Linked DNA regions of Homo sapiens: region 1 is linked to region 2. A link is a loop called in an ENCODE intact Hi-C map of the cell type or tissue named here. Cell type or tissue: dorsolateral prefrontal cortex. All regions are shown on one strand. Each heading gives the region's core, and the rest is flanking DNA. Links, peaks and the distances in the headings are about the cores only. Region 1 has its middle 26 kb from the start of LINC02503. Region 2 has its middle 18 kb from the start of CENPE.

The links. A loop is a pair of places that touch in the nucleus more often than their neighbours do. Peaks named below come from ENCODE experiments on the same cell type or tissue, not always from the same donor. Only the 100,000 strongest peaks of a DNase experiment are listed, where the experiment ranks them.
Region 1: it touches region 2 in a loop (5-fold over the local background); 21 of 110 quality-filtered maps call a loop at or near these places.

What each region holds. Positions count from the first base shown.
Region 1 is chr4:103,926,809-103,943,853 of GRCh38, reverse strand. No RefSeq gene overlaps it. Among named protein-coding and RNA genes, the nearest start is that of LINC02503, 26 kb to the left of the region's middle. In dorsolateral prefrontal cortex, for the core only: a CTCF peak has its summit at 9,453 (motif pointing right); no DNase peak of the experiment used is centred there; H3K27me3 peaks cover 309 bases.
Region 2 is chr4:103,208,124-103,225,168 of GRCh38, reverse strand. No RefSeq gene overlaps it. Among named protein-coding and RNA genes, the nearest start is that of CENPE, 18 kb to the right of the region's middle. In dorsolateral prefrontal cortex, for the core only: no CTCF peak of the experiment used is centred there; no DNase peak of the experiment used is centred there.

The sequences.
Region 1 (17,045 bases), core at 4,642-12,641, 720 kb before region 2:
TAAAAGAGTATTGTCTAAGTTGGCACCAGAGTTGGGGAGTTTTTAGAGGTTTAGGAGCCTGGCTGTCAGTACTTACAACAGTTATGGAGGCAAGGGAAACAGGCCGTTGAAAAGAAGGTAATGTGGAGTGGGTAGCCTCCATATTGATTAAGAAGGGGACAGACTTACCTTCCACCGAGAGAGTTACCTAGAGCGTCTGTGATGGTCCTGCAGGCTTCCGAGGTGATCGGGCGGTATCAGTCTTCAGCTGCTAAGCCGAGAAGATCTGGGAAGGAGTCAGTCAGAGAGCCTTGGGCCAGAGTTCCAGGGCCTCTGGGAGTGGCTTCTGGGTAAGTTGGACAGTCCAATTTCCAGTGGGGTCCCGTACAGATGGGACATGGCTTAGGAGGAATCCCAGGCTTTGGGCATTCCTTGGCCTGGTGGACAGATTTCTGGCACTTGTAGCAAGCTCCTGGGGGAGGCGGGCCTGGAAGAACGCCTGGCCACTGTGGTTTAGGCGTTTGGAAGTTCTTCTGTGCTGGAGATGTGGCTGGGGTTTGTCTCACAGTGGAGGCAAGGAATTGCAACTCAGAAATATGTTGCTACTTGGCTGTCTCTATTCTATTATTATACACCTTGAAGGTGAGGTTAATTAAGTCCTGTTGTGGGGTTTGAGGGCCGGAATTTATTTTTTGGAGTTTTATTTAATGTTGGGAGTGGATTGGGTAATAAAATGCATATTAAGAATAAGTTGGCCTTTTGACCTTTTAGGGTCTAGGGCTGTAAAGCATCTCAGGGTTGCTGCCAAACAAGCCATGAACTGGGCTGGGTTTTTATATTTGATGAAAAAGAGCCTAAACGCTATCTGATTTGGGATAAAGAAAAAGGAGCATTAACCTTGACTATGCCTTTAGCTCCAGCCACCTTTTTAAGAGGAAATTGCTGGGCAGGTGGGGAAGGGCTACACATGGAATGAAAGTGTAAGCCAGACTGGGTGTGAGGAGGGGAGGTGATAAAAAGATTATAGGGTGGAGGAGTGGAGGCTGAGGAAGAATTTGGACCTAGCTCAGCCTGGCTAGGAGGGGAGAGGTTAGATGGGTCTGTAGAAAAGGAAGATTAGACTCAGTGACACTTGGGGTTGGGACTGAGGGGACAGGCGGGAGGGAAAGAGGGAAGATGTGGGATGAGTTGCATTGGGAACAGAGACTAGGGAGGGACTGATGTGTAAAAGAATGCCTGGACGTCAGGCACCTCAGACCATTTGCCCATTTTACAACAAGAATTATTTAGATCTTGTAGGGTGGAAAAATTGAAAGTGCCATTTTCTGGCTATTTGGAACCACTGTCGAGTTTGTATGGGGGCAAGTGCCATTGCAGAAGAAAATAAGGCATTTAGGTTTTAGGTCAGGTGTGAGTTGAAGAGGTTTTAGGTTTTTAAGAACACAGGCTAAGGGAGAAGAAGGGGGAATGGAGGGCGGAAGCTTGCCTATAGTGAAGGAGGCAAGCCCAGAGAAAAGAGACAGTAGAGACATGAAGAGAAGGGGTGGGGGGGTTCTTGCCCCCTAGAAAAGCAGAGAAGGGATAGAGACATGGAGAGAAGTGGTCGGGGGGTTCTTACCTTCCAGAAAAGTGGAGAAGGGGTAGAGACATGGAGAGAAGGGGTCGGGGGGTTCTTGTCCCCCAGAAAAGTGATACTTGCCACTAAGGGTGAAGGACCAAGGCAGGCATCCCTGTGTGGTCAGACACCTCTGAAATGTGGGTGAATAATCAGGCAGGCATCCCTGTGTGATTAAATACCAAGGGAAGACTGTCATCCCAAGTCCCTGACCGGCGCTGGAGTTTTGGGTCCACAGATAAAATGCATCTCCTGTCTCTATGAGAACAGGAAAGGAACTGAAATTAAGAGAAGGGAGAGATTGAAGTGTGGCGCCAAGATTGAAAGGAGAAAGAGGTTGAGGGATAGTGAGAGAGGTTGGAGGAGAGTGTAAAAAGAGGCCGCTTACCTGATTTAAAATTGGTGTGATGTTCCTTGGGCTGGTCGGTCTGAGGACCTGAGGTCATAGGTGGATCTTTCTCACAGAGCAAAGAGCAGGAGGACAGGGGATTAATCTCCCAAGTGAGGTCCCCCGATCCGAGTCATGGCACCAAAATTTCACTAGTGTCCTTGGGAAGAGACCACCAAACAGGCTTGTGTGAGCAACAAGGCTGTTTATTTCACTTGGGGGCAGGCGGACTGAGTCTGAAAAGAGAGTCAGCAAAGGGAGATAGGGGTGGGGCCATTTTACAGGATTTGGGTAGGTAAAGGAAAATTAGAGTCAAAGGGGGTTTTTCTCTGGTGGGCAGGACTAGGAGTCACAAGGTGCTCAGTGGGAAAGCTTTTTGAGCCAGGATGAGCCAGGAGAAGGAATTTCACAAGGTAATGTCATCAGTTAAGGCAAGGACCAGCCATTTTCACTTCTTTTGTGGTAGAATGTCATCAGTTAAGGCAGGAACAGACCATTTAAATATCACTTCTTTTGTGATTCTTCAGTTACTTCAGGCCATCTGAATGTATACGTGCAGGTCACAGGGGATGAGATGGCTTAGCTTGGACTCAGAGGCCTGACAGTTTGGCCTAAGCAGTTTCCAGCTTGGGTTTTCTTTAGTTATTTTGGGAACCCAAGGTATTTTCCTTCCACACAGTGTTATATTATTCTATGTTTTTCTGTGTGCTTACTATTACCAGTGAGTTTTGTACCTTAAGTTGCTTATTTATTGCTTATTAATGTCATTTTCTTTCTAATTGAGGTACCCTTTTAGTATTTCTTGTAGGACAGGTCTGGTATTGATGAAGTCCCTTAGCTTTTGTTTGCCTCAGAAAGTCTTTACTTATCCTTCTTGTTTGAAGTATATTTTTACTGGATATACTATTCTAGGGTAAAAGTTTTTATGCTTCAGCACTTTAAGTATGTCATGCCACTCTCTCCTCACATGTAAAATTTCCACTGAGAAGTCTACTGCCAAACTTATTAGACCTCAATTTTGTGTTATTTGTTTCTTTTCTCTTGCTGCTTTTAGAATCATTTCTTTATTCTTAACATTTGGGAATTTGATTATTAAATGCCTTGAGGTAGTCTATTTGAGTTAAATCTGCTTGGTGTTCTATAACCTTCTTGTGCTTGCATATTCATACCTTTCTCTAGGTTTGGGAAGTTCTCTGTTATTATCCCTTTGAATGAGCTTGCTACCCCTATCTCTTTCTCTACCTCCTCTTTAAGGCCAATAACTCTTAAATTTGTCATCTTGAGGCTATTTTTGAGATACTGTAGGAATGCTTTTTTCTTCTTCTTTTTTCTTTATCTTCTCTGACTGTATTTTCAAATACCTTGTCTTCAAGCCCATTCATTCTTTCTTCTGCTTGGTCTATTCTACTATTAAAGGACTCATGCATTATTCAGTATGCCAATTGCATTTTTCAGCTGCAGAATTTCTGCTTGATTCTTTTTAATTATTTCAATCTCTTTGTTAAATGTATCTGATAGAATTGTAAATTCCTTTTCTGTGTTATCTTGAATTTCTTTGAGTTTCCTCAATACAGCTATTTTGAATTCTTCCTCTTTCTGAAAGGTCACATAACCTTGTTTCTCCAGGATTTGTCCCCCATGTCTTAGTTAGTTCATATGATGACGTCCTGTTTACCTGGATGATGTTGATGCTGGCAGATATTCTTCAGTGCCCAAACATTGAAAGGTTAGATATTTATTGTAGCATTCACTGTCTGGGCTTATTTGTAGCCATCCTTTTGGGGGAGGCTTTTTAGATATTTGGAATGATTTGGGTGTTGTGTTGTAGGCTGTATCTGCTTTTGAGGGCACCCCAAGCCCAGTAACACTGTGGTTCTTGCAGACTCATAGAGGTACCATGTTGATGGTCTTGGACAAGATCCGGGAGAATTCTCTGGATTACCAGGCAGAGACTCTTGCTTCCTTCTCTTACTTTCTCACAAACACAGGCTCTATCTCTCTCTTCTCCATTCTGAGCCACCTAAAGCCGGGGGTGGAATGACACAAGCATCCCTGTGGCCACCACCACTATGACTGCACTGAATCAGACCTGAAGCCAGCACAGCAGTGGGTCTCACCCAAAGCCTGCTGTTAACAACACCTTGGCTACTGTTTATGTTTGCTCAAGGCCCTGGGGCTCTACAATCAGAAGGTGGCAAAGCTAGTCAGGACCATTTCTTTCCCTTTAGGTCAGCAAGGTCTCTCAAGCCCTGGGTGGGTCCAGAAGTGCCATCTGGAAGTGAGGGTCTAGAGTCAAAAACCTTAGAAGTCTACCTGGTATTCGACTGTATTATGGCTGAGCTGGCACTCAAACCACATGATGCAGTTCTTCCTACTCTTCCTTCCTCTTTCCAAAGGCAGAGAAGCCTCACCCCATAGCCACTGCCATGCCACACCATGAGTGCTGCCCAACAACCACTAATGTTCCCTTAAGGGTTAAGGGCTTTTAACTAGGCTTGTGTTGAATGCTGCCTGACCTGAGACTCCTCTTTCAGGGGAGCGGGCTCCCCTCTAGCCAAGGGCAGCAACAGAAATGCCATCCAAGTGTCAAATCCTAAAATTGGGAACCCTAAGTCCCCACCTGGTGCTCTACCCCTCTGTGGGTGTGCTCATATCTAAGCTGTAAGACAAAATCCCCTTTACTTTACTTTTCTCTCTCTCTGCTTTTCTCAAGCAGAAAGAGTTTTGCTCTGTATTTACCACACCTGGTAAATTAAAGCCACCAAGTCTCACAGTCTCACCCGAGGTCCTCAATATAATACCCGGGTATCACTGCTGGTTATTCAGGGCCCAAGGGCTGTTGAGTTAGCAGATGATGAATGCTGGCAGGATGGGGTCCTTTCCTTCAAGGCAATTAGTTTCCTTCTGGCCCAGGGTGTGTCTAGAAATGTCATATGGGAGCTAGGACCTGGAATGGGGACCTCATGTCTCTGAAAGATGCCCTATTTTGCTCTGGCTCGGATGGTATCCGTGATGCAAGACACAGTCCTCCCAACTCTTCCCTCTCCTCCCCTCCCCTGCCCTCCCCTCCCCTCCTCTCCTCTCTTCTCCTCTCCCCTCCTCAAGCAAAAGGAAGAGATCTCTTTAGGAGAGCAGCCTGGGCTTCAGAGAGGGGTGGTGCCAGCACTCCCTTAGCTGTCCAGCTGGTGTCTCAGTATATGACGTGCTCCCCACCCCTCACACAGACAACTGTCTCTGGGCCTAACTCAGCACTAGGACACATCAAAGAGTAGCAATCCTTATGGTCTAAACTGCCTTTCAAGTTTACTTGGAAACACACGGTGCTGTAGCCCTTGGTGACAGAGTTTGCAGGTGCTCAAGTTAGGACCACTGGAATTGGTGATTTCCCTCTGGCTAGGGTTGTTTTAAATCTTCCCTTCATGAGTAAGCATCAGTCGAGTGTGGTCTGGTTTTTCTTTCTGATATTACAGGGCAGCACTGAGTTCATTGCCTCACAACTGCTGTCTTCTCATTCCCCCAGTGTGTCCGAAATTGGTGGGTTCTTGGTCTCACTGACTTCAAGAAAGAAGCCGTGGACTCTTGCGGTGAGTGTTACAGTTCTTAAACATGGTATGTCCGGAGTTTGTTCCTTTTGATGTTTGGACGTGTTCAGAGTTTCTTTCTTCTGGTGGATTTGTGGTCTCGCTGGCTTCAGGAATGAAGCTGCAGACCTTCACGGTGAGTGTTACAGCTGTTAAGGCAGTGCATCTGGAGTTGTTTGTTCTTCCCATCTGGAGTTGTTCATTCCTCCCATCTGGAGTTGTTCATTCCTCCTGGTGGGTTCATGGTCTCGCTGGCCTCAGGAGTGAAGCTGCAGAGCTTCCAGTGAGTGTTACAGCTCATAAAGGCAGTGCAGACCCAAAGAATGAGCAGCAGCAAGATTTACTGCAAAGAGCAAAAGAACAAAGCTTCCATTGTGTGGAAGGGGACCCGACCTGGTTGTCACTGCTGGCTCAGGCAGCCTGCTTTTATTCCCTTATCTGGCCCCACCCACATCCTGCTGATTGGTTCATTTTACAGAGAGCTGACATCTGTTTTACAGAGAGCTGATTGGTCCATTTTGACAGGGTGCTGACTGGTGCGTTTACAATCCCTGAGCTAGACACAAAAGTTCTCCAAGTCCCCACTAGATTAGCTAGACACAGAGCACTGATTGGTGCATTTACAAATCTTGAGCTAGACACAGAGTGCTGATTGGTGTATTTGCAATCCCTTAGCTAGACATAAAGGTTCTCCAAGTCCCCACTAGATTAGCTAGACACAGAGCACTGATTGGTGCATTCACAAACCTTGAGCTAGACACAGGGTGCTGATTGGTGTGTTAACAAACCTTTAGCTAGACACAGAGTGCTGATTGGTGTATTTACAATCCCTTAGCTAGACATAAACATTCTCCAAGTCTCCACTAGATTAGCTAGACACAGAGCACTGATTGGTGCATTTACAAACCTTGAGCTAGACACAGGGTGCTGATTGGTGCATTTACAAACCTTGAGCTAGACACAGAGTGCTGATTGGTGTATTTACAATCCCTTAGCTGGACATAAAGGTTCTCCAAGTCCCCACTAGACTCAGGAGCCCAGCTGGCTTCACCTAGTGGATCCTGCACCCGGGCCACAGGCAGAGCTGCCCGCCAGTCCCGCGCCATGCACCTGCACTCCTCAGCCCTTGGGTGGTCAATGGGACCAGGTGCCGTGGAGCAGGGAGCGACGCTCATCGGGGAGGCTCAGGCCGCACAGGAGCACACCCGTGGGGGGCGGGGTGGGGGGCAGTGTGAGACTCAGGCATGGCAGGCTGCAGGTCCCGAGCCCTGCCCCGCCGGGAGGCAGCTGAGGCCCAGCGAGAATTCGAGCACAACCCCGGCGGGCTGGCACTGCTGGGGGACCTGGTGCACCCTCCGCAGCTGCTGGCCTGGGTGCTAAGCTCCTCAGTGCTCTGGGCTGGCGCTGCCGGCCAGCCGCTCCCAGTGGGGGGCCTGTGGAGTCCACGCCTACCCGGAACTGGTGGTGGCCCACCAGCGCCCTGCGCAGAGCCAGTTCCTGCCTGCGCATCTCCCTCCACACTTCCCCACAAGCAGAGGGAGCCAGCCCCGGCCTCGGCCAGCCCAGAGAGGGGCTCCCACAGTGCAGTGGCAGGCTGAAGGGGTCCTCAAGTGCTGCCAGAGTGGGCACTGAGGCCGAGGAGGTGCCGGGAGCCAGCGAGGGCTGCGAGGGCTGCCAGCATGGTGTCACCTCTCACCGGCACCCCAGCACCTCTCTGCACCATGCTGCTGCTGCCAGGGTTGAGGGAGAGGTGATGTCAGAGATTCAGGACTTTTTAAGAAAATATCTTCAGTACCTTTTTCAATGGTATAAAGATAAAACCAGGTACTATAAGTGCTCACCTGATTTTTGGTTCTTGAAAAGGTGTTTTCCTGTGTAGATAGTTGTTAACTTGGTGTCTTTGTGTGGAGGATGATTGGTGGAGCTTCTATTCGCCATCTTGCTCCACCCTCTCCTGACTTTTCAGTAAGAGCCATTCTGACTGGTATGTGGTGACATCTCATTGTGGTTCTGATTTGCATTTCTCTGATGATTATTGATGATGAGCATTTTTCATGTGTTTGTTGTTTCTGTTGTTTCATATGTATGTCTTCTTTTGAAAAGTGTCTGTCCATGTCCTTTGCCCATTTTTTTAGTGAGATTATTTGGTTTTTGTTTGTTGTATCGTTTAAGTTGAAGTAATACCAAGCACACTCTCAGACCACAACACAATAAAAATAGAAATAAGTATCAAGAAGATCTCTCAAAAGTACACAAATACAGAGAAATTAAACAACTTGTTCCAGAGTCACTTCTGGATAAACATCAAAATTAAGGCAGAAATCAAAAAATTTATCAAAATTAATGAAAATAAGGACAAAACTTACTGAAATCTCTTGTATGCAGCTAAAACAGTGTTAAGAGGAAAGTTTGTATCTCTAAATGTCTTCATCAGAAAGTTAGAAAGATCTCAAATTAGTAATTTAACTTTGTACCTAAAGGTACCAGAAAAAAAGAATAAACCAACCCCAATATTTTTGCTTTTTAAGTGTATTTCAGTTTAATTGATCTCTTTACTCATTAGCATAAAATTTTTAAATACAATAATACCAAATTTATTTGAGGTTTTGGAACAGTTGTTTTTCTGTAATGTGTTGTATGTGTCTTTGCTTGTTAGTGTGTGCACACTTTCTCTCTCTCTTTCACTCTTTCTCTTCCTCTTTCTTCTCATTCTCTCTTTAGAATTTTCTTAAAACTTGATCTATTGTGTGTTATAATATAACTATATTTGGGGTAACTTACATATTTCAAGCCTCTAATAGTAAAGAAAATATTAATGTTGAGTAAGACTGGATCATCACACTGTTTGTGATGACAGTTTTGTATATGCCTGGAGGTTGTTTAATGGTAGAACTAGAAAAACACTCCTGCCCAAGGCTACCTGCTAGTGGGAGTCTCCATCACAGGTGGAGCAAGCTCTATGTTTTCTTAAGAGCTGGTTCCACCACCAGGAAACCTAGACTCTTAAATAGGCTCAAGCTCACTTTTGAACCGCACAAAGATCTCACATCTTTGCAAAGGGAAAAGGAACATGTTCTGCCTTTTTCCTCACTGTAGCTGAAGTCGCAGAAAAATTGGGACTCATTTTTCTTCCCTGGATGTCAAATGGTGAGATTTCTTTAGTTAACTTAGTTTCAAAATTTATAATTGACACACAATTGTATGTATTTATGGAGTAAATTGTGAACTTTCAATGCATGTATAAATAGTACAATGATCAAACTGGGGTAATTATCATACCCATCACTTTAAAGATTTACCAATGCTTTGTGGTGACAATATTCAAAATCTCTTCTAGCTGTCTTAAAATATACACTACATTATTATTTGCTGTAGTCACCCTGTTGTGTTATAAAACACCAAAACTTATTATTTCTGTTTAACTGTAACTTTGCACCCAATGACCAACCTCTCCTGGTACTCCCTGCCTATCTCCACTAACCTCCTTAGCCTCTGGCTGGTGAACAAAAGAGAAAAGAAGTATATTTATTTTTGTCTTTACATTTATATTGGAAAGTAGAATAATTAAATTATATAAATCTCCTTAATACGGCAAATTAAGTATTTTAGAATAAAAAATATATTTGATATTGAAATAATTGATAATTAGTCAAAGTTCTTAATTATGGTTTCTGCTATGTATCATTCTTCATTTTCAATATTTTCTCCAGATATCATAGAAGTAAAATGAAATATGAAGAATAGTTAGACATACATGCATACACATAAGGAAATACATATATATTATGTCTACATAGAGTTTCTACCTAAGAAAAAATTAAAACAAATTGTGGTGTGCGAAGTGAGATCTAGTGTTATCAAATGTTCACACTATTTGCAATGCTAAACTGAAGGTCTGCCACTAGAGGGCAGTGTTTGACTAATAATTAAAAGTTATAACTAATGCCTTATAGACAAAATAGATACTTGACCAACAGTTCACATAAAATTATCCTATCAGTAAATAACAACTTCACCTCTGATCTTACTTAATTTTCCATTTGCCTTTGTGGTTTTGTTTGATGCCTATAACTTTTAGTGATCCAAAGATCTGCTTCCCATGAAATCCCTATGAGATCATTATTTTGTTTAGGTAGCCTTAGAAGCCTTCTTTTCTCTAAATCGGCTGCATTCTCTGACTTGATACTCCTTGACCTGGCATTCACTTATGTTTAATCAAGAAATAATGCCTCAAGTCATCACTATTAGCTCTATACTTAGAGGTTTTCAGATAGATCAATAGAGAGATGATAGAGATAGATATAGAGATGATAGAGATAGAGATGATAGAAATATAAATGGGATATAGTCTCTCTTCTTAAGAGCTTAAATGACAGTGTGCCTGTTACTGACCACTAACCACTTAGGACCTCCTGTGTTGTTCTACAAATCCTGCCCCAGTCTTACTATATTGTCTATTTCTCTCACATTCAGCCTATTATTTCCTAAGTTTATACTTTATTTATTGCTGGGAAATTGGTGTGCTTACATATGATTTTAATAATACAAGCCGAACTGGAAATAATGTAACAGCTGATCTTTTTTATTTTTATATTTTATTTTATTTTATTTTGAGACGGAGTCTCGCTCTGTCGCCCAGGCTGGAGTGCAGTGGCGCGATCTTGGCTCACTGCAAGCTCCGCCTCCCAGGTTCACACCATTCTCCTGCCTCAGCCTCCCCAGTAGCTGGGACTACAGTCGCCCGCCACCACACCCGGCTAATTTTTTGTATTTTTAGTAGAGACGGGGTTTCAGCGTGTTAGCCATGATGGTCTCGATCTCCTGACCTCGTGATCCCCGCCTCCGCCTCCCAAAGTGCTGCGATTACAGGCGTGAGCCACCGCGCCCGGGGCTGATCTTTTTTTAAATGCACTTTTAAATTAGAATTTATTCCTGGAGACGGTTAATGATAATATCTGTTTAATATTTGCTTTTAAATTTTATTTGTCCATTTCTCATTAGCTAATATTTATGAATATTTCCCATATGGCTAGCACTGTAAGTGTAGGTTAATTCTAATTTTAAACCTATGACATAGATGCTGCAATTATTTCCAATTTAGAGCTGAAATTGAGGCTGAGGATATTCTTAATCATTTACCCTTATGAAACATGAAGATCTAGGCTGTGGTATATTTGAGATCAACATGCAAGTGGCATATGGTGTAAGTGGCAGAACTTGTTTTCTTGATGCTAGAGTTGGTAATACCTCCTCTCAGGTTTTCTATAGGCAGCAATTTTTAAGTAACCTGATTGGGCACACAGTTTTAAATGATCTAATTTAAAGCCCTTGGTGACTCCTGAACTATTGGGTAGATGTTATTAAGTTTATTATTAAAGTCCTATCTGTATATTTTTATGCTCACAAGATCAATTAATCTGTTATATTAATGAATTATATAATAAACTCATTGCTAGGATCTGAGAGTACAAAAATTGACAATATTGACTCCTCAAAGAGTTTTAATGATACATGGAAACAGTATATAGAGGTTTTAAAAATAATCTTAACTAGCGATAAAATGGGATAAGTCACACATATCAAATATTTTATGTACACAACGTTTTGATTCCAAAAGAAGTAGTTGTGCTGAGCAAACATGTTGCTCTCCACCTAGAAGTCAAAAAGTCACATGAAATAGTCCTCTGCTTCTGATGACAGAAAGAGAGTAAAAGCTCTGTAAGTATATCTGGCCATGGATATGAGCAGTGGCCATAGTGGTGATGACTCCAATAGTCTGGGGTGCATTTGAAACCAAACTGAGCTCTCTAGCCTTTCTTATGACAAACATCAGATTGGGGACATGGCTCAGTCCAGCCATACTTACTAGTTTACAGAAGGAACAGCAAGATGATATAACAGCAAGTCAAGTACATTGGGCCACATTCCTACAGGTCGGAGAGTTTGGAATATATGAAACTCTGACTGCTTGGAATCTAGACTAACATATAAGCCACACAGAAAGACCTGGTAATTTCAGGTTCCCTTAGTAGGTGATCACAGAAGATTTTTGGGTTTCCAGACTGGAATGAGCTTCCAGACAGGCAGAGGGGCCCCATTCTAGACTGCCGGTGGCTGAAGTACCCTTTACTCATATGTCCCTGGATGACTCTTTCTGCATTTTTTTCAAAGACAAGAGGCTTATTTTAATGTCCCCATAATGAAGCCAAATCTGAGGATATTATTAAGCTTTTTATAGATGAGTAAAACTTTCAACTTTGAATGTATTTTAAGTTATTTTAAAAATCAGTGGTTTTCTGTTTGAGACATAATTCTCATAAAAATGAAAATAAATAAGCAGATTTCAATGAATGGCTGACAAATGAAAAGCAACACTTTGTTTTAAATATTGATACTCAGGAGTTGAAATTAGGGAAAACAATGGTTCAATTTTAATGTGAATAACAATCCGTTTAGCCCAAGTGAAGAAGAAAGAAGCAGACTGTGAGCAATAACTTTCTTGGCATTTAAGATGGATATATGCACTTTTTGGCATCTGATGAAAATTGCATGTCTAATTCAAAGTTATTTCATTTTTCTTAGCAGAAAACATAGGACTCAGATTCAAATATATTGTCCTAATGTTTAGACAGTGTTTGGTTTGTCTTTCTGAAAGCATACATATTCTTTTTGTTCCCTGAAAATTACCTCAATGCATCACAGAACAGAAATAGAAAGGATCTCTACTTGGTATCTCAACGGTTTCCTTTGTAGTAAAGCACTGTCAAAAGACCACAGGTGAGAACCTGGATCCCACACTAGCTAGAATTCATTCAGCAGGGAAGCAGCATGCTAAGACTAATCAAAAGAAGTCTTCAGTGGCTATACAGACATCAGGCAAAGTAAATTTTAGGAAAAAAAATATTATCTGAGAGACAGTGGATCATTTTACAAGGATAAAGGCATCAATCCATCAAGAAAGCATAACAATATTATACTTTGATGTACTAGTAACAGAGTTTCAAAGTGCATGAAGCAAAGACTGATATGAAGCAATGACAGGAGAAATCAATTAATGCAAAAATAATATTCAGAGTTTTCAACATCTCTTTCTCAATAATTGATATAATAATTAGATAAAAATTAGTAAAATATAAAAATACTGGAAGAAAACTATTAACTAAGCTCAAAGTTCAATCAGGACCTACAACAACATAGTGGGGAAGAAAATGAGAGACAGAATAGCTGCATAGAAGGGATCACTAGGGAGACTGGCTTAGCAGGGAAGTCTGGAGATGGCTGGGAGCAAAGAAGGGAAGATCCTATCTGTATTAGTCATGTGGTGAGTGCCATCGCAGGCCCCAGAGACCTGCTATGTAAAGAACTCCAGTAGCATTTTGTATATTAGACAACAGTGCCACCACCACAATGAGGACGCCCATGAGCCAGAACAGGTGCCGCATTGTCTTCTGTGAGGAAAAAAAAAAAAAGGTATCAGGATGTCCAGAGCAGCCTTGACCACTAAAAAGCTCAAAAACCTTCATCACTGCTATGGACAATCATGGCCGTGGCTCTTGAGGACCCGTGGAATCTTTATTGATGCTGACCTCAGTTAATAGAGCTGCATGGACACTACACTGCTGAGGCCTCCCCCAGAATAAGAGCCACCACATCCCACCCAATACTGGAGAGTGATCAATAGGTCTCGAGTAGATATCAAAGGAGCAATTGAAATGTATCTTGAGATAAATGAAAATGAAAACATCATACCAAAACTTACGGGATACTGCTTATGGGAAGCATTTCTAAGAGGGAAGTTTATGGTATAAATGCCTACAAGAAGAAAAAAAGGCAAATCTCAAATAAACATTCTAACTTTATACCTCAAGGGACTAGTTAAAGAAGAATAAAGTAAGTCCAAGGTTAGCAGAAGGAGAAAAATAACAGAGATAAGAGTAGAAATAAATTAAATAAAGACAGAATAATGATGGAAAAGATCAACCAAACTAAAAGTGGTTTCTTAAAAAGATAAACAAAAATAAAGAATCTTTAGCTAAACTAATGAAAAGGTAAGAAGACTCAAATAAGAAGTGATAAAAGTGACATTATGATATTTCAAAATACAAAGCATTACAAGAGACTACTATGAGCAATTATACACTAAGAAATTGGATAACCTAGAAAAAATGGATAAATTCCTAGAAACATATAAAACTGAAAAGACTGAATCATGGTGAAATAGAAAACCCAATGTCTGGGTGCGGTGGCTCACGCCTGTAATCCCAGCATTTTGGGAGGCTGAGGCGGGCGGATCACCTGAGGTCAGGAGTTCGAGACCAGTATGGCCAACCTAATGAAACCCCATCTCTACTAAAAATACCTAAATAATTAGCCGGGTGTGGTGGCGTGCTTGTAATCCCAGCTACTTGGGAGGCTGAGGCAGGGAGGGGAAGGTTGCGGTGAGCCGAGTCACGCCACTGCACTCCAGACTGGGTGACAGAGCAAGACTCCAACTCAAACAAAAAAAAAAAAGAAAGAAATAGAAAATCTAGATAGACCAACTAATAACTAGTACGAAGATTACGTCAGTTAAAACAATTCTAACAATGAAAAGCTCAGATCCAGATGACTTCATAGGTATATTCTAGCAAACTTTTTTTTATAAAAGTATTAATACCAATTCTTCTCAAACTCTTAACAAAAAGTTGAAGGAGAGAGCCCTTCCAAATTTATTCTATTGTCCATTCAGTATGATGTTGGGTGTGAGTTTTTCATAGATGGCTCTTACTATTTTGAGATATATTTCTTTAATACCTAGATTGTTGAGGGTTTTTAATATGAAGCGATGTTTAGTTTTGTTGAAAGCCTTTTCTGAATCTATTGAAATGATCTTGTGGCTTTTGTTTTTAGTTCTGTTTATGTGGTAAATAACATTTACTGATTTGCATGTGTGCTGAACCAACCTTGCATCCGAGGGATACAACATACTTGGTTGTAGTGGATTAGCTTTTTGATGTGCTATTGGATTTAATTTGCTGGTATTTTGTTGAGAATTTTTGCATGTTAATCAAGGATATTGTCCTAAAGTTTTTGTATTTTGTTGTGTCTCTGCCAGGTTTTTGATTCTGGATGATCCTGGACTCATAAAATGAATTAGGAATGAATCCCTCCTCCTCAATTTTTTTGTAATAGTTTCAGTAGGAATGATATCAGCTCTTCCTTATACATCTGGTAGAATTTGTGAATCCATCTGGTCCTGGGCTATTTCTGGTTGGTAGGCTTTTTATTATTGATTCAATGTTGCAACTCCTTATTGGTCTGTTCTGAGAGTCAACCTCATAGGTATATCATCCCACAGCCTTCTGGTGTTCATTGCTTTTGATGAGATACGAGCTGTGAATTTTATCCCAGATTACTTATACTTGGGGAGTTGCTTCTCTTTATTCTTCCTGGATTTCCTCTTTGTTTTTGACTTTCAACAGTTTGACTATAATATGTCTTGGTGTAGATCATTTTGTGTTTATTCTACTAAAGATGTATTTAGCTTCTCAGATTCATGTCTTCACAAGGAAAGTTTTCAGGCATTATTTCTTCAAATATTCTTTCTGCTTTATTTTTTCTCTGTCTCTCCTCCTGTGCTACTTCAATTATGTGCATGTTGGTACACATGATGGGATGTCCCACGGATCTCTTAGTTTCTGTTTATTTTTCTATTTTTGTTTGTTTCTGTTCCACAGTCAGATAGTCACAATTAACTTATTCCACACTCACTGATTCATACTTTCACTTCCTCAAATATGTTGTTGAATCCCTTGATTAAATTCTTCATTTTAGTTATTTTACGTTTAATTACAATTTCCATTTGGTTCTACATTTATTAGGTTTCTTTCTATAATTTCTACTTACAAAATCTGTATTATCCTCTATGTATTAGTCCATTCTCACACTGCTATAGAGAACTGCCTGAGACTGCGTAATTTATAAACGAAAGAGGTTTACTTGACTAGTACTGCATGACTGGAGGGTCCTCAGGAAACTTACAGTCATGGCAGAAGGAGAAACAAACACATCCTTCTTCACGTGGTGGCAGGAGAGAAAAGTACCTGCAGGGGTACACATAAAACCATCAGATCTCATGAGAACTCACTACCGCGAGAACAGTAGGGGGAAACCACCCCCATGATTCAATTCCCTCCTACTGGGTCCCTCCAAAATACATGAGGATTATGGGGAGTACAATTCAAAATGAGATTTGGCTGGGGACCAAGCCAAATTAGCATTCTACCTGGTTAAACATCATTCTAATGGTTTTATTTAGTTCTTTGTACATGTTCCTTGAGCTTATTGAACATATTTAATGTAGTTCATTTAAACTCTTTTTATCCTATGTGTGGGCAATAAATTTTTTTATTTCTATACCTCGTATTTTGTCTTCATAACTGGACCTTTTAAATATTATAATTTGGCAGCTTTGGAAATCAGATTCTTCTCCCTCTTCAGGGTTTGTGGTTGCTGCTGCTTGTGTTCTTGTTAGTTGGTGACTTTTTTTCTTTTTTTTGAGATGGAGTCTTGCTCTATTCCCCAGGCTGGAGGGTTGGAGTGCAGTGGCACAATCTCAGCTCACTGCAACCTCAGCCTCCCAGGTCAAGCAATTCTCTTGCCTAAGCCTCCTGAGTAGCTGAGATTACAGGCACATGTTACCACACCGGGCTAATTTTTGTATTTTCAGTAGAGACGGGGTTTCATCATGTTGGCTAGGTTGGTCTAGAAATCCTGACCTCAAGTGATCTGCCTGCCTCGGCCTCCCAAAATAATGGGATTACACGCGTAAGCCACCATGCCTGGCCATTGGTGACTTTTTTGAACTTAGTTTGTATAGTTTGTATTATTTGTTGTATGCGGCCACTAAAATCTGTGTTCCATTAGCTTAGTGATCAGCAAGTGATTCAACAGAGGTTATCTAAAATGTTCAAAACCACACAAAATCTTCCAGTCATTGTATATCGGTTCTGTGGGTAAGTTGAAGCAAGCTTTCAACTCTCAGACAAGCAGTCTATAATTTTGTTTTAGCCTTCTCTTCTTGCGTGTGCAGAATCTAAAGGTTTAACGGAGGAGAGATCTTAAGGCTTTTTAAGTTTTTTTTGAGCATGCACCCAGCCCTTGGCGTGTCATGGCCTTTTAGATTCTTGGGATATATGGAAGATCATTTTTATATATGCATATATATATATATAAATATATGTATATATGTGTATATATATAAATAATATATGTGTGTATATATACACACACGTATATATAAAATATTATATATAAAAAATATATAGAAAATATATATATATTTTTTACCTCAAATCATCTCATTCTCAATTCTTTCATTCCAAGCTTTTGGTTTGTCTATTTTTTTTTTTCAACTTTTATTCCTTTCCACAAGCAGCAGTAGCTAATACACTTTCTTTTAAATATATTTGACAAATACTCTCTCACTAGCCGCTTCATCACT
Region 2 (17,045 bases), core at 3,782-11,781:
TACTCTCTTTCTCTGTTTCTTTCTGTCTTTGACTTTGTTTCTTTGACTTCCCTTTTGCCTCTGTCTCTTCCTCTCTCTCTCTGCCTGTCTCTTTCTCTCTCTCTCTCCTTGACTCCCTCTTTGTCTCTCTGTCTCTTCCTCTGTCTTTTCCTCTCTCTTTTTGCCTCTTTCTCTCTCTGTCTCTTTCCTCTCTCTCTCTCTCTCTCTGTCTCTCTCTGCTGGTCTTTCCTTTCCTCTGCCAGCAACTTATGCTGCTATTCTCTCAACCACTGTGGTGGGGGGTGTCTAAAACCAGCTGTAACCAAATCTCTATGTACAGGAACTGGTCTGGGTGCCCTGGCTTATGGGTTACCTTGTGCCATACCTTTGAAACAAGGGACCTGTCCAGGCTTCATTCCGATGGCCAACGCACCTCTAATCTTACACAAAGTTTTAAGTTTTCCTGGTGTCACAGTACTCCATAGTCTCCCTTAAATCCTTTCTTGAAATTTTTCAACATAGTTCCTGGTGGGGCGGGCTTACTTTGTGCCTGACCCATGCTTCCTTGAGACAAAACACCATGCTCAAACCACACGTACACCACAAAACAAAGAACGGGTAAAAAGGCACACACACACACTTTTACAGTTTACACCAAACCAGAATCAAAACCAAAATCAGAGTACCAAGAAATCCAAGCCAGGTCAAAACCAAAACCAAAGTATCAAGCAATCCAAGTCAAGTTAAAAACCAAAGTGCCAGTACAGGCATGTCGTGGGTGATCAGGCCACGCTTCCACTCAAATGGAGTGGGCTAGTTCCAAAGACTGGTCTTACCAAGTTTCAGATATCTGGACCCCAAGTACCAGTTCCTTCCCAGTGTTCAGCCACTGTGTTGATCCTCCACAGAGGCCTGCCATGCACCACTCTGACAAGGCATTCTACCAGGTCAAATGCCTACCCAGGAGTGCTCTCAGGATCCATGTTGCTCAAGCAGGCCAGAGTCCCCTGCAGGGATGCTCCACAGGGCAGGCCTAAGCTGCCTAAGGGGCTGCCTCAACCATCCATCCATTAATTACCTCACTTCCTGGTCAGGGAACCAAGAAATGTAGCAGGACAAGCCACAGACAAAACCCCTCAGACACCGAGTTAAAGAAGGAAGGGCTGTATTCAGCCGGGAGCTTTGGCAAGACTCACATCTCCAAAAACCAAGCACTCCAAGTGAGAAATTCCTGTTCCTTTTAAGGGCTTACAACTCTAAGGGGGTCCATGTGAGAGGGTTGTGATCAGTTGAGCAAGCAGGGGGTACGTGACTGGGGGCTGCATGCACAAGTAATCAGATCAGAACAGAACACGACAGGGATTTTCACAGTGCTTTTCCATACAATGTCTGGAATCTATAGATAACATAACCAGTTAGGTCAGGGGTTGATCTTTAACCAGGCCCAGGGTGGGGCGCTGGGCTGTCTGCCTGTGGATGTCATTTCTGCCTTTTAGTTTTTACTTCTTTCTTTGGAGGCAGAAATTGGGCATAAGACAATATGTGGGGTGGTCTCCTCCCTTATGTTGAGATTGCTTTTGGCATCTTTATCATGAAATATTTGCCAGTTCCTGTGTCCAGAATCGTATTGTCCAGGTTGTCTTCCAAGGTTTCTATATTTCTGGGTTTTACATTTAGGCCTTTGATCCATCTTGAGTTAATTTTTGTATATGGTGTAAGGAAGGGGTCCAGTTTCAATCTTCTGCATGTGGCTAGCCAGTTATCCCAGCACCATTTATTGAACAGAGATTCCTTTCCACACTGCTTGTTTCTGCTGACTTTGTCAAAGATCAGATGGTTGTAGGTGTTTGACCTTATTTTTGGATTCTCTATTCTGTTCTATAGCTCTATGTGTATGTTTTTGTACCAGTACCATGCTGTTTTGATTACTCTAGCCCTGTAGTATAGTTTGAAATCTGGTAGCATGAAGCATTCAGTTTTGCTCTTTTTGCTTAGGATTGTCTTGGCTATTTGGGCTCCTTTTTGGTTCCATATGAATTTTAAAATAATTTTTTCTAGTTCTATGAAGAATGTGTTTAAAAGTTTGGTACAATTAACATTGAATCTGTAAATTGGGTGGTATGGTCATTTTAATTATACTGATTCTTCTGATTTATGAACATGGAATGTTTTTTCATTTGTTTGTGTCATCTCTGATTTCTTTCAGAATTGTTTTGTACTTCTCATTGCAGACATCTTTCACCTTTCGGGATAGCTGTATTCCCAGGTTATTTATTCCTTTTGTGGCTATTGTGAATGGGATTGTGTTCCTGACTTGGCTCTTCACTTGGCTGCTGCTGATGTATAGGACTGTTAGTGATTTTGGTACATTGATTTTGTATCCTGAAACTTTGCTGAAGTTGTTTATTATCTTAATAAGCTTTTGGGCCAAGACTATTGGGTTTTCTAGGTATAAAATCATGTAGTCTGCAAACAATGGTAATTTGACTTCCTCTCTTCCTATATGGATGTCCTTTATTTCTTTCTCTTGCTGATTGTTCTGGCCAGGACTTCCAATACTATGTTAAATAGGAAAAGTAAGAGAGCATCCTTGTCTAGTGCAGGTTTTCAAAGGGAATGCTTCCAGCTTTTGCTCATTCACTATGATTTTGGCTGTGGGTTTGTCATAAATGGCTTTTATTATGTTGAGGTCTGTTCCTCCACTGCCTAATTTATTGAGGGTTTTTAACATGAAGAGATATTGAATTTTATAGAAAGCCTTTTCTGCATCTATTGAGATAATCATTTGATTTTTGTCTTTAGTTCTGTTTATGTGATGAACCACGTTTGGTGATTTGCATATGTTGAACCAACATTGCATCCCAGGGATAGAGCCTACTTGGACATGGTGAATTAGCTTTTTGATGTGCTTCTGCATTTGATTTGCCAGTATTTTTTTGACAAACAATATTTGTCAAGGATATTGGTCTGAAGTTTTATTTTTTGTTGTGTCTTTGACAGGTTTTGGTATCAGGATGATGCTGGCCTCATAGAATGAATTGAGGAGTCCCTCCCCTCAATTTTTTGGAATAATTTCAGTAGGAACGGTACCAGCTCTTCTTTGTACATCTGGTAGAATTTGGCTGTGAATTCATCTGGTCCTGGGTTTTTTATGGTTGGTAGCCTATTTATTACTGATTCAATTTGAATATCATCATTGGTCTGTTCAGGGTTTTAATTTCTTCTAGTTCAGTCTTGAGAGAGTGTATGTGCCCAGGAATTTATCCTTCTCCTCTGGGTTTTCTAGTTTGTGTGCATAAACGTGTTTGTAGCAGTCTCTGATGGTCATTTGTATTTATGTGGAGTCAGTGTTAATATTCCCTTTGTCATTTCCAATTGTGTTTATCTGGATCCTCTCTCTTTTCTTCTTTATTAGTCTTATTACAATAATAAGATAAATAGTGGCCTATTTATCTTTTTTCTTTTTTCCAAAAAACCAACTCCTGGATTTGTTGATCTTTTGAATGGTTTTCTGCTCAGTTTCCAATTTTGGTTATTTCTTGCCTTCAATTGGTTATTTCAGCTCCAATTTTGGTTATTTCTTGCCTTCTGCTAGCTTTGTAGTTGGTTTGCTCTTGCTTTGCTAGTTCTTTTCAATGTGATGTTAGGTTGTTAATTTGCTATCTTTCTTACTTTCTGTTGTGGGCATTTAGTGCAATAAATTTCCCTCTTAACATTACCTTAGCTGTGTCCTAGAGATTCTGGTATGTTGTATTGTGGGTCTTATTAGTTTCAAATAACTTTTTGATTTCTGTTTTAATTTCATGATTAACCCAAAAGTCATTCAGGAGCAGGTTATTCAATTTCCATGTAATTTTGTGGTTTTGAGTAATTTTCTTACTCTGGATTTCTAATCTTAATGTACTGCAGTCCAACTGAGTGGTTGTTATGATTTCAGTCCATTTGTATTTGCTGAGAATTCTTTTATGTCTGTTTATGTAGTTGATTTTAGTGTATGTGCCATGTAGCAATAAGAAGGTATATTCTGTTGTTTTGGGGTGGAGAGTTCTGTAGGTGTCTATCAGGTCCATTGATCCAGTGCTGAGTTTAGTTCTTGAAAATCTTCGTTAAATTTCTGCCTCAATGATTGGTCTAATACTGTCAGTGGAGTGCTGAAGTCTTCCGCTTTTATTGTGTGCAAGACTATGTCTTTTTGGAGGTCTCTAAGAACTTGCTGTATGAATCTTGGTGCTCCTGTGTTGGGAACACAGGATATATTTTTAGGATAGTTAGGTATTCTTGTTGAACTTAACTCTTTACCATTATATTAATATAATGCCCTTCTTTGTCAATGTTTATCTTTAATGGTTTAAAGTCTGTTTTGTCTAAAATCAGGATTGCAGCCCCTGCTTTTTTCAGACTTCCATTTGCTCAGTAGATTTTCCTTCATCCCTTTATTTTGAGCCTATGGGTGTAACTGCATGTGAGATGGATCTCTTGAAGATAGCATACTATCAGGTCTCGCTTTTTTATCCACATTGCTATTTTTTGCCTTTTAAATGGGGCATTTAGCCCATTTACATTCAAGGTTAGTATTAATATGTATAGATTTGATATTGTAATTGTGTTGTTAGCTGGTTATTATGCTGGTTTGTTTGTGTGGTTGCTTTATAGTGTCACTGGTCTGTGTACTTAAGTGTGTTTTTGTATTGGCTAGTAACAATACAAAACTCTATGGTAATGAACTCCCTCAGCACTTGCTCATCTGAAAAGGATCTTATTTCTCCTTCGCCGAGAAAGCTTAGTTTGGCTGAATATGACATTCTTGGTTGAACATTTTTTTCTTTAAGAATGTTGAATATAGGCCCCCAATCTCTTCTGTCTTGTAAGGTTTCCACTGAGAGGTCAACTGTTAGTCTGATGTGGTTTCCTTTGTAGGTGAACTGCCCTTTCTCTGTAGCTGCCTTTAACATTCTTTCACTTCAACTTTGAAAAATCTGATGATTATGTGTCTTGGGGATGACCTTCTGGTGTAGAATCCTGCAGGGGTTCTCTGTGTTTCCTGAATTTTATTTTTGGCCCCTTTAGTGAGGTTGGGGAAGTTTACATGGATGATATCCTGAAATATATTTTCCAAGTTGTTTGCTGTCTCATCATCCCTGTCAAGGATACCAGTGATTTGTAGATTTGGCCTCTTTATATAATCCCACATTTCTGAAAGTTTTTGTTCATTCCTCTTCATTCTTGTTTATTTTCATCTCACTATCTTACTTCAGAGAGCTAGTCTTCAAGTTCCAGGATCCTGTTCTCAGCTTCATCTATTCTGCTGTTAATACTTGTGATTGCATTATGAAATTATTGTAGTGTCTCTTTCAGCTCTATCAGACCAGTTAGATACTTTCTTATACTGGCTATTTCATCTGTCAGCACAGGTATCATTTTATGGTGATTCTTAGTTTCCTTGGATTGGCTTTTGCTGTTCTCCTGAATTTCAATGATCTTCATTCCTATCCATCTATGTCTGCCATTTCAGCCAATGAGTTGGTTAAGAACCCTTCTTTGAGAACTAGTGCAGTCATTTGGAGGACATAAGACACTGGCCTTTTGAGTTACCAGAGTTCTTGTGTTGGTTCCTTCTCATCTCTGCATGTGGGTGTTCCTTTAACTGCAGTGAAGATTGAGTAAAATCAATAGACTTCTTGACTTCTTTTCTGGATGTTTTCACAGGACCAAGGCTTTGTGCAGGGTAATTATTTGTAGCTTCTTGTCTTTGGTTTCACAAAGTTGGTGAGATACTTTAGGTGTTGAAGTTTTGGGATGTGATCCAGTGGGTGGCACTTAGGCATAATGGTCAGTAAGAGTCTCTTGCTCAGTCTTGTGGCTCTCCTATATTTCCTCACAGCTGTAGCCATGCTGCCTCTCTATGCTCTGAAAGTGTGAGCTCCTCTCCCACTTCAGTGCTGGCTGTAGATCACAGCTTGGCATTCCCAGGCTGCCCAACACAGTTCTGGGGTAATCTCAAGGTTAATGTTTCCTCCCCAACTTGGAGGCAGCAGAGGACAGGACCTTCACAGTGGTTGTGATGAGGGTCTTTTACTTGTCTCCTGGGGGCTTTGCTCTAGAGAGATACAGGTCAGCTATCTCTCAGTGTAATCAGCCCAAGTTAGGGGTCTGTGCTGTGGACCCAAGCTGGGGGTTCCCTGCTTAGTGATGAGCAGTGGGGTGGGTGGGACTCATGCAAGATGAACTGGCCTCCTCTCCTTGGGTCAACTGCTGCTTGTTGAAGTATGGATAAGGTACTTAGGGCTTTTGCTCCTTTGTTAGTCCAAGGGTAGAAGGGGTAGTACCACTGCAGAGGCCATGGCAGGGGGACTTTGGGTTGCCTCTGAGGGCCCCACCTCCAAGAAATGCAGAGCTGCTGTTACTGGGAGTGTTCAGCCAGTGGGGTGGGACAGCAGCACTAGTGGTATGAGCTTAGAACTCTGTTGTTGGGGAGTAGGGGGTCAAGGGCTCACTGGGAGGAGATACTGGTCTCCCCATATGGTGGATGTGGTGTTCTGTAACCTGAGGTATAGTCCTCAGGCTCTTTGTCTCTTCCCCAGACCAAGGGCAGCAGGGATAGAACTGCTGCTTTGGCAGTGGCAGAATGGCTGTGGGATGCCTCTGGAAGCCTCTTCACAAGAAAACTCCAAGCCACTACTAGTGGGTATACTCCACCATGGGTGGGATGTTTCTGCAGTTATGAGGTGGAGGCCCTGACTGGTGAAGAGTGTAGGGGGAAGATTCCTAGGGCAGAGGGGCTGGACTCCTCTCCATATGGTGGCTGTGGTGTGCTGGAGGTACCAGGGAGTGAGTGACTAGGCCTTTATTCTTTCCCCAGCCTGTAGGCTATTAGGGCAGTACCACTGCAACTGCAGTGGCAGAGGGGCTGTGGGTTGACTTTAGGATTTTCTCCTTACAGAAATGCTGGGCTGCCTCTGATTGAAGTGGTCAGGCAATGGCAGGGTGGCTGTGGTGGTGTCTCAGGTCAAGCAGCTCTGCCCAGTGAAGAGAAGTAAGCACCAGGACATGTACGGAAAACAGTCTGGCCATTTTCCCATATGGCTGCTGCAGTATGCTGGGGTTCCGCTCCAGTCCCTAGTCACCTTGGATTTTCTATTATTACCTGAAGGTATCAACAGTGAAGTCTGCAAAGCAGCAAAGATGTCAGCCTGCCCCTTTCTCTGGAAGCTCCATCCCAGGGAGGTATGGATGGGTTTCCAGCCCAAACACACTGGCAGAGATGGCAGGAGACCCTGGTCAGGAGGTCCCACCCAGTGAGGAAGAACAGGATCAGGGACCTACTGCATAAAAGCAGCCTGGCCACTTTTTCATAGGGCAGCTGTGCTGTACTAGGGGTCTGCTTCAGCCCCCAGTCACTTTGAGCTCTCCAAAGCCTGAAGGCAACAATGGCTAAGGCTGCAAAACAGCAAAGATTGTGGCCTGCCCCTCCCTCTGGAAGCTCCATTCCAGGGAGGTTTGGAACTGATGTCTCCTGGAAAACACTGGTGGGGGTGGTTGCAGACCTCAGTCAATAGATTCTGGCCAGTGAAGAGAAATAGGATCCAAGCCAGTGGGTCTTGTCCTGCCAAGTGCTGTAGAAGCAGGGCCTGCAAACTGTCACTTCTCAGGCCCCTGGATTCATCCCTTTTCTTATGGGTATGTATAGGGGTCTAACCTTCTGATTTGCTGGACTTGCAACCACTTTTGCTTGGATGCCCAGGTATCTAAGTCTCCCCAGGTTCCATATGTACCTGAGCAGCTGCTCTGCCAAGACTTCACGTAGCTCTGTGTGTCAGACTGAAGTCCCTGGTGGAGAGGTTCACAAGGAGCTCTCTTGACCCAAGGGTTGCAAAGATCCATGGGAGAAGCATGGGTCCCTGGGGTCACTCACTCACTCACCACTTCCCTGAAAGAGGGAGGCTGCCCTGGCTCCCTGTCACTCTCAGGTGGGCAGTAATCCTGCCTTGCTTCTCTCTGTTCCCAATGGGTTTAGCTGTTTTCCTGATGAGTCCCAATGTGTGTACCTGGATGTTTCAATTGAAGGTGCTGTATTTACTTGCCCCTTCTATTTCTCTTTCTGAGAGCAGAGCACACTAGCTGCTTCTAGTTGGCAATCCTGGCCAGCCTCCCTCAATCTTCTTTTTAAGTTAGTAAAATTCATCAACATATTTTGCCACTTCCTGTGTTTATCATTTTTTTTAATTTCGTTCCTCCTCTCTTTACGGAATATGCTTTAGTTAAGTTCTCTTATTTCTATGTCTGTGAACGTCTATATTTTACCCTCACTCTTGTGATAGGTTAGCTAGATATAAAATTCTAGTCGACAGTAATTTTACCGCAGCAATTTGAAGATAATTAACAAATATCTTCTGGCACATACTATTAGTAGTGAGAAGTCTGCTCACATTCTCATTGTCAGGCCTTTTAGGTAATCTTTTCTCTTTTTCTTTCTGGAAGATTTTAAGACTTTTCTCTTTATTCTTCATGTTCTCTAGTTTCACAAATTTGTGACTAGGTATGGAGTTACCTTTAACGGTCCTACATGCTTTTTGGGGTACACTTTCAATCTAAGAAGTCACATCTTTCTCAAACTTTGAAAATTCCTCAGAAATGATCTCTTTGAATATTGCTTCTTTATTTCCTTTATTTGCATCTCCTGGAACTTGTAGGGTTTCATAGAGTGTCTATAAGTATGTATGTTGCAGTCTTTGCAGCTATCCTTCATTTCTTTTAATGAATCCTTCATATTTTTAAATCACTTTTTGTTTATCTCAGCTACATTCTGAGCCCATTTCTAAATATTATCTTCCAATTTACTAATTTTCTATTTGATTTTGACCTGTCTAGAGTTTATTCTATGTGCTAATAATATCTTTTTTTCTTTCTTTCTACTGATTTTTCATATTCCCGTATAATTTTCCATACATGACATTACTGCAGGACAGTTCCATGGGTGGTGTTGAACCAACCCAGTTCTCCCCCATTTCTTACTTGTAGTTCTGCAGAATTAACTAGAATGTGCTGGACATGCAACATCCTGAGATAAGGAGGAGGTGGCCAGAAGAGCACAGACTCTGTCCCTGTTGCCCCTAGAAACAGTATATCCTTCATCGCTTCAGCCAGCGTGTCTTATTGTTCCCACGGTGAAAAATTGAGGGTGGGCTGGTTTCCAGGGTCCCTCAGCTGTGGTACAAGGGACCCTGGAAAGCAGCCCACCCTGGGTTTTTTACCCTGGGAGCAATAAGGCACTCTCAGAGGAGACTCCATCTGCTCTGAGCAGATTTCCTGAGCCCCCGGGGACTGGCTCATCATAACTCGTAGGCTTCTGTTGTCCCTTTCTGCCCATCTATAAGTAACAAAACTATGCAATTTGTGTGTGAGAGAGTTTTTTTATCTCACAAGACTCAGGTACATAGTAAAAGTGCAGCCCAGGATTCTGAAGTGGTAAGCAGTGCACAGTGAACCTGCTTCACAAGCACCAGTTCCTCATTCTACATCACCATCACCATTTTCACTACATTTCCAGTATGTAGGACATCCATCAGTAGACATTATAGTTTGTTTTCCCAATCTAAAGATTTTTTACATTTTTAATTATTGTAGTTACATAGTAGGTGTATATATTTATGGGATAAGTGAGATGTTCTGATACAGGCATGCAATGTAAAATAAGTACATCAAGGAGAATGGGGTATCCATCCCCTCAAGCATTTATTCTTTGAGTTACAAACAATCTAATTATACTGTTTAAGTAATTTTAAAATGTACAATTAAGTAATTATTGACTATAGTCACCCTGTTATACTATCAAATAGAGGTATTATTCATTCTATCATTTTTTGTACCTGTTAACCATCCCTACCTCTTCCCCAGCCCCCTACTACTTTTTCCAGCCTTTGGTAACCAGCCTTCTACTCTCTATGTCCATGAGTTCAATTGTTTTGATTTTTAGATCCCACAAATAAGTAAGAACTTGTGATGTTTGTCTTTCTCTGCCTGACTTGTTTCACATAACTTAATGATTTCTAGTTCCATTCATGTTGTTGCAAATGACTGGATTTCGTTCTATTTTATGGCTGACTAGTACTCCATTGTGTATATGTACCACATTTTCTTTACCCAGTCATCTGTTGATGGACTGTTAGGTTGCCTCCAAATCTTACCTATTATAAACAGTGCTGCAACAAACATAGGAGTACAGATACCTCTTTGATTTCTTTTGGGTATATGTCCAGAGTGGGATTGCTGGATTATATGGTAGCTCCATTTTTAGATTTTTGAGGAACCTCCAAACTATTCTCCATGGCAGTTGTACTAATTTACATTTACAGTGTACAAGGGTTCCCTTTTCTCCACATTTTCACTAGCATTTGTTATTGCCTGTCTTTAGGATATAAGCCATTTTAACAGGGGTGAGATAATATGTCAGTATAGTTTTCATTTGCATTTCTCTGATGACTCATGATGTTTAAGCATCTTTTCACATGCCTGTTTGCCATTTGTGTGTCCTCCTTTGAGAAATGACTATTCAAATCTTTTGCCCATTTTTTTCATCGGATTATTTTAGATTTTTTCCTATAGAGTTGTTTGAGCTCCTTATATACTCTGGTTATTAACCCTTGGTCAGATGGGTAGTTTACAAATATTTTCTCTCATTCTATGGGTTGTCTCTTCACTTTGTTGTTTGTTTCCTTTGCTGTGAAGAAGCTTTTTAACTTGATGTGATCCTTCTTGTCCATTTTGCTTTGATTGGCTGTGCTTGTGGGGTGTTGCTCAAAAAATTTTTCTCAGACCAATGTCCTGGAGATTTTCCCCAAGGTTTTCTTGTAATTCTTCCATAGTTTGCGGTCTTAGACTTCAGTCTTTAGTCCTTTTTGATTTGATGATTTACATGGAGAGAGATAGGGGATCTAGTTTCATTCTTCTGCATATGGATATCCAGTTTTTCCAGCACCATTTATTGAAGGGACTCCCTTTTCCCCAGTGTATGTTCTTGGCACCTTTGTTGAAAATGAGTTCATTGTAGGTGTGTAGGCTTGTTTCTGGGTTCTCAGTTCTCTTCCATTGGTCTATGTGTCTGTTTTTGTGCCAGTTACATGCTGTTGTGATTACTATAGCTCTGTAGTACAATTCGAAGTCAGATAACATTAAAGTTTTTTAATTCAATTATTATGCTTTCCATTTCCAAGATTTCATTTTTTATATGCATATGTTCTTCATTTTTGTTTTTGTTTTTTTTTCTTGTTGTGAATTATCCCTTCATTTGTATGTTTGAGGGGCCTCAACATGTTTTAAAAGACCCTTCAGATCATGCTTTTATTTTCATTCATCTAGGATACATTGACCTTTCACTTATTGATTTTATTGGATGTGTTTCCTAAATTTAATTTTCCACGTATTTTGAAATTTGGATTTTTTTTCTCTAGTTGAAGGTTCTTGCTGATGTTCTCTTGTCTCCGCTCACCTCTCTTTTTCCCAGTAGTTTTACAGTCCAGAACCAAATATCATATTGGTTGGTCTGAGCTCCTGCCTCTCAGTACTATTGAACATAAAATAAATTAATTTGCTGCACCAGAAGGAAGCTTGGCTCAACATCTGTTCAAAACACTATATCCAGAAACCTTCATAGACTCAGGCTTTATTAAACCACAGCTCTAGGCAGATACTGATAGTAAATTTTATCAGTCTCCTCTGCTGAATAGAAAAGTTCTATTGTAGTTCCTGAATTCAAACTCAAATCTGGCTTGGTTTTCTTGCCCGACCCTTTAATTCATAGGGACTAGACTCCCAGCAGATCCTGGGCTTTAGCCTTTTCACCACTTTATACTGCTATGTCATTTCTAGTTCATAAAAATTCTAACTTAATTTTAATTTTCTCTCCTATATATTATCTATCATTGATAATAGTTTGAATACAGGAAGTGGAGTAAGGAAACCATCTTTATTACTATATAAGACAAACTCTAACTTTATGAATTTAATTGTTACTTAAAGAAATAAAACAGTATACATAATGCTTCAAAAGCAAAAACATGTTTGAGAGAGATAAAATTAAAAACTTGTACATGATTATTTGACTCTTGCTATCCAGTGGTTAAAAATATCTTAGCAAAAAAAGAAGCAAATATAACTAAGATTCGGAAAGAATGTACTTTATGGCCATTAGCAGAAAAAAATAAGAGTGGTAGAAAACAATAAAGTTAAAAGCACATTTGTACTTCAACATTTACCATTAAACACCTCAAATGTTAAGATGTCTCTGTGTGTGTGTGTGTGTGTGTGTGTGTGTGTGTGTGTGTGTGTGTGTGTAGAGCACAAAGGTCTACAAGGAATGGAGATGTACTTGAAATTTTTAATCTCTTGGTCTAAGCTATCACTAAATGTGATTAAAACAAAAAATGCATAATTAGAGCAAAATATTGTTATCTGTTTTGTTCAAAGATGCATCCCAAGTGCCTAGTTCCTGACATAAAGAGATACTCAATAATCAATCAGCATTATGTAGTTGACATAATGTATCTTGCCTTCATTAATTCAGTTGAGAAGGCTCCTGTTTTGGGGGCAACAGTTAAAGAAATAAGACTGGTTAAGTGATACAATTAGGTAGGCTAATTGTTAGTTCATGATCTTTCTTATTGTGTGATTATTAGTGGACTGAAGTGATCCTGGAGGGAAATGAAAATAAAATAATAGCTTTAGACATCCTGATTCTGGGAGAGACAGAAAGAATGTCATTTGTAGCCATCTGCCTGGAAAAGCTGATATTATCTCTCTAGAGGCACTTGCTCTAACAGGGGATGTTTAGCTCCACTACTTGCCCTCTATCTTACCGACTCCTCCCTACAATCCAGGAGAGTCCACCAAAGCCCTACATTCCTTTTTCCTTTTACTCTACATGGAGACCTCCTCTGGTTTATCTGGATAACCAGATAAATACCACTGATGACAAACCAGAGCTCAATGCCTCCAAAGGGAATGGACCATAGCAAGTCATACCTATATAGTGGGCAGCAATCCTTGTCCCATCTTTCCTAGCTCCCATTATAAGCCATTAAGTCATTCTGGCCAACTTTGTTCCCAATATAGAACACTCTAATTCAAATGACAAAGTTTGGTCAAGGTACAAAGATTGGTAAGAATGACATTGTAGTCCAGTTTGAGATACTTTCATTTTATTTTACTATTTTTTCAATTGACAAGCAAAGAAGACCCAGAACATTTGATGATGCAAGTGGATTCTGCTCTCATCTTTCTCACAGAGATGATACCAGGATTTGGTGAAGAAGCCACATGTCAAAGAATCCCAAAACTGCTGGCTTTTTAGTCAGATTCCCTTTTAAACAGGGAACATCAGACTTTGGAAAGCAGGGTGGAGTAGACTGCATTGGGAAGCAACTGTATTGACTTTTTTTATTTGGGGATGTTGGAAGATTCTCTCATCTGTGGTTCTCTTGGTATAAGTAATCCTTTATCACCTTCACTGTTTGCTCATGGCCAACTCATGCCTCAACCACCTAACTCCTGTGTTTCACTCTCCTCTGGGGACCCTTCACTCCAGGAGGGTCTTTGGGGAAACCTCCACTAAAGGAGGGTCAATCCAGCCTCCTTTTTGTGGGTCTATTTCCAGCCTATAAGAAATAATACAAGAACTAAGCCCAGTTTGGGGGTTGATCATTTCTTTTTATGTTTTCTTTTTATAACTTGTTCTATTTTTATTGAAATACTATGTGCACATAAATTTCAAATAAGTTAGTGCTAGAAGGCTGAAAACAAAAACCATACTTTACACTCCCTACTCCGCATCTACTGCCCACACCCCCTCCTCAGAGGCAAACTCTTTCAAATCTCTTAGCTATATATTATGGGCATTTAACTCTATGTTTCCAAATAGTAGATGCATAAATTCCTACAAGGTTGAGTTAGGTTGCTTCATACAGCAGCAAAAGTTGGTGGTAGGATAAAGTGATGAGTTATGATATTTCTTTGGGGGTTCCTTGGAACTTGCTTTCACTTTCAGTTAACTCTCTAAAAGTTTCTTTTAAGATGACAGATTTTCTCAGAAATAGAAAAGTCAAATTACAAACCTGTTTAGAAGAAACTAAAAAATTAACAACAGAAAGTACACTCCAGCAAAGAGCTCCATGTTACGCTATGGCAAGCTCTACTATTAGGTTCCCAGATAAACCCATAGCATTATTATTCTGTGCACCAAGAAAACTCATGATGTTCTTGCACGTTCATTTGCCAAAATATTCAGAAAATAACTTTCAAAAACCAAACCAAATAGTTATGCTTAAAATACTTACAAAAATATAAGCAATAATAAAGTTAAACCAGGATGTTTTACTGGTGAGCAGATCTCATACTTCACCAAATTTAATAAATGTTTTATTATAAAAATTCAATGTGTCTTCTTGTACTAGGATGAAGACATTGAAGGCTGTGAAAGTCAAAGGAGGCTCGGCGCAGTGGCTCATGCCTATAATCCCAGCACTTTGGGAGGCCTAGGTGGGCAGATGACCTGAGGTTGGGAGTTCAAGACCAGCCTGACCAACATGAAGAAACCCCGTCTCTAGTAAAATACAAAATTAGTTGGGCGTGGTGACATTTGCCTGTAGTCCCAGCTACTCAGGACGCTGAGGCAGGAGAACCACTTGAACCTGGGAGGCAGAGGTTGTGGTGAGCCAACATCATGCCATTGCACTCCAGCCTGGGCAACAGGAGTGAAACTCTGTCCCCCCACCAAAAAAAAGTAAACAAAACACATGAAATTGTAATCAAAATAGTCATTCTTACCTACCATGGAAATGTAAACTATGTGCCCTGCTTGTCAATTTGTTCTGCTAATTATGCAATGCCCTTCTTGGATCCTGGAATAAAATGGCATTGTTCTCAATATTACTGGCATGCACGTATTTTAGAGACTTCGTATTACCCACAGCTATAAGCCTTTTAAAAATTATATGTTAAGGCCCCTTCTACTTATACTATAACAAGTACTATTTTCAGGAAAGCAGTTACTTCATAGGTATTTTCAGCTACTTCCTTCAGAACAGAAATAACTTCTTTGGGAAACGATCATCAAGAAAAATAGGGCCTTTTATTACAAGTATTCCATTTGTTCCATTTCTTGTGAAATCATCAAGATAGTGAAGGCATGGTAACTGTATCAACAGATGCTTCAAAAGGAAGTACATCAAATGTTTTAATAGTTTGACAAATTAGAGTATAAGGAAAATGAGTTAGAGCCTACTCTCGAAGAGCTCACTGCCTAATAAGGAAGATAAAATACTCAGTCATAATACTACATATGATGCTACAGGAACTCAGAAGATAAAATAACCAGAGGCTGCTTGGAAGATAATGTCTGACCTCATTCTGGAAAAAAAATCAGCCACAGAAAGAAGGGGAGGCTGAAATACATCAGTGGAACTACTATGTCACTTACCACTTATACTAATAGTGGTATTACTGTATCTCTTGTGCATCAGTGATTAAATTATACCTGTGTGTATAGGTGTTACCTGGCCCTCTTTGCATCACCTTATGGGAATTGGGGTTTAGAAAACCAACACAAAAATGCAAATACTTTGGCTATGGCTATTGGTTTGATTAGTAAATTTTTCTTCATCCTTGTCCCAGAAGTCTTGAGTCTTCCACCAGGATTCATGAAACTGTGGCAGACTAACTTGTTAGCTTTCAAGAGGAGTAAAATTTCAGCCCTTTCAAAGTTCTTCACAGTGACTGTGTCACATATTGTTACATTTTGCTGTATAACAAACAAATACAAAATTTAATGGCTTAAAACAGTAACAACTAAAGATAGACACATTCATCAATGAAATGGAATACAGAGTCCAGGAATATAACCAGATAAGTAAGATCAAATGACTTTTTTTACAATGGTACACAAGTGATTCAATGGAGTAAAGACAATTTTTTCAACAAATGAGCTGGAACAAATGACTATCCATATGCCCCAAAGTAAATATCAACCTATATCTCACACCTTATATAAAAATTAACACAAAATAGACCATAGATCTACTTTAAAATGTAAACCTATAAAACTTTAAAAGTAAGCGTAGAAGAAAATTTTTGTAACTCTGGGTCATGCCAAGAGTTCTTAGATATTATACCAAAAGTACAATTCATGAAAGAAAAAAATTACAATCTGGGCTTCAAAAAATTATAAACATTTGATGTGTGTAAGCCACTGTTAAGAGAAAAGCACTGTTAAGAAAAACCACAAACTGAGAGAATATGTTTGCAAACTCTATATTTAGTAAAGGACTTGAATCCAGAATATATTGAGAACTCTCAAGACTCAAAAGTAAGAAAACAATCAAATTTTTTGAAGTGAGCAAACTATCTAAACAGGTACTTCACCAAGAAGATATATATATATATATGGCAAGTAAGCACATGCAAATATGCTCAACATCGTTAATTACTAAGGAAATGCAAATTAATACCACAATGATATACTACTATATACCTATTAGAATGTCTAGGGGTTTTCTTTAATGACCATACCAAACTCAAATGAGGATGTGTGAAGCAATTGGAACTCATTCACTACTGGTGGGAATGTAAGGTATAGCCACTTTGGAAAACAGTTTGGCAATTTCTTATAAAATTAAATTTTAGATATTTTATCCAAGAGAAATAAAAAGTGATGTTCACACAAAATCCAGTGTATAAACGTTTCTAGCAGCTATATTCAAAATTTCTAAGCACTGAAAACAAATGTCCCAAATGTCCTTCAGCTGGTGATTGAATAAAACAAACTGTGATAAATCCAAAAAACAGAATCCTACTCACCAATTAAAAGGAACAAAGTACTGATACAATAACACAATGAATCTGAAATCCATTAACGTAAGTGAAAGAAATCAGGCTCAAAAAGCTATAAACTGTAAAATTCCATTTATGTCATTCTGGAGAAGGCAAAAGTAGCACACAAAACAGATCAGTGGTTTCCAAATCTTGGATGTAAGGGAGGGTTGACTACAAACAAGCAGCACAAAAGAATTTTGGAGGAT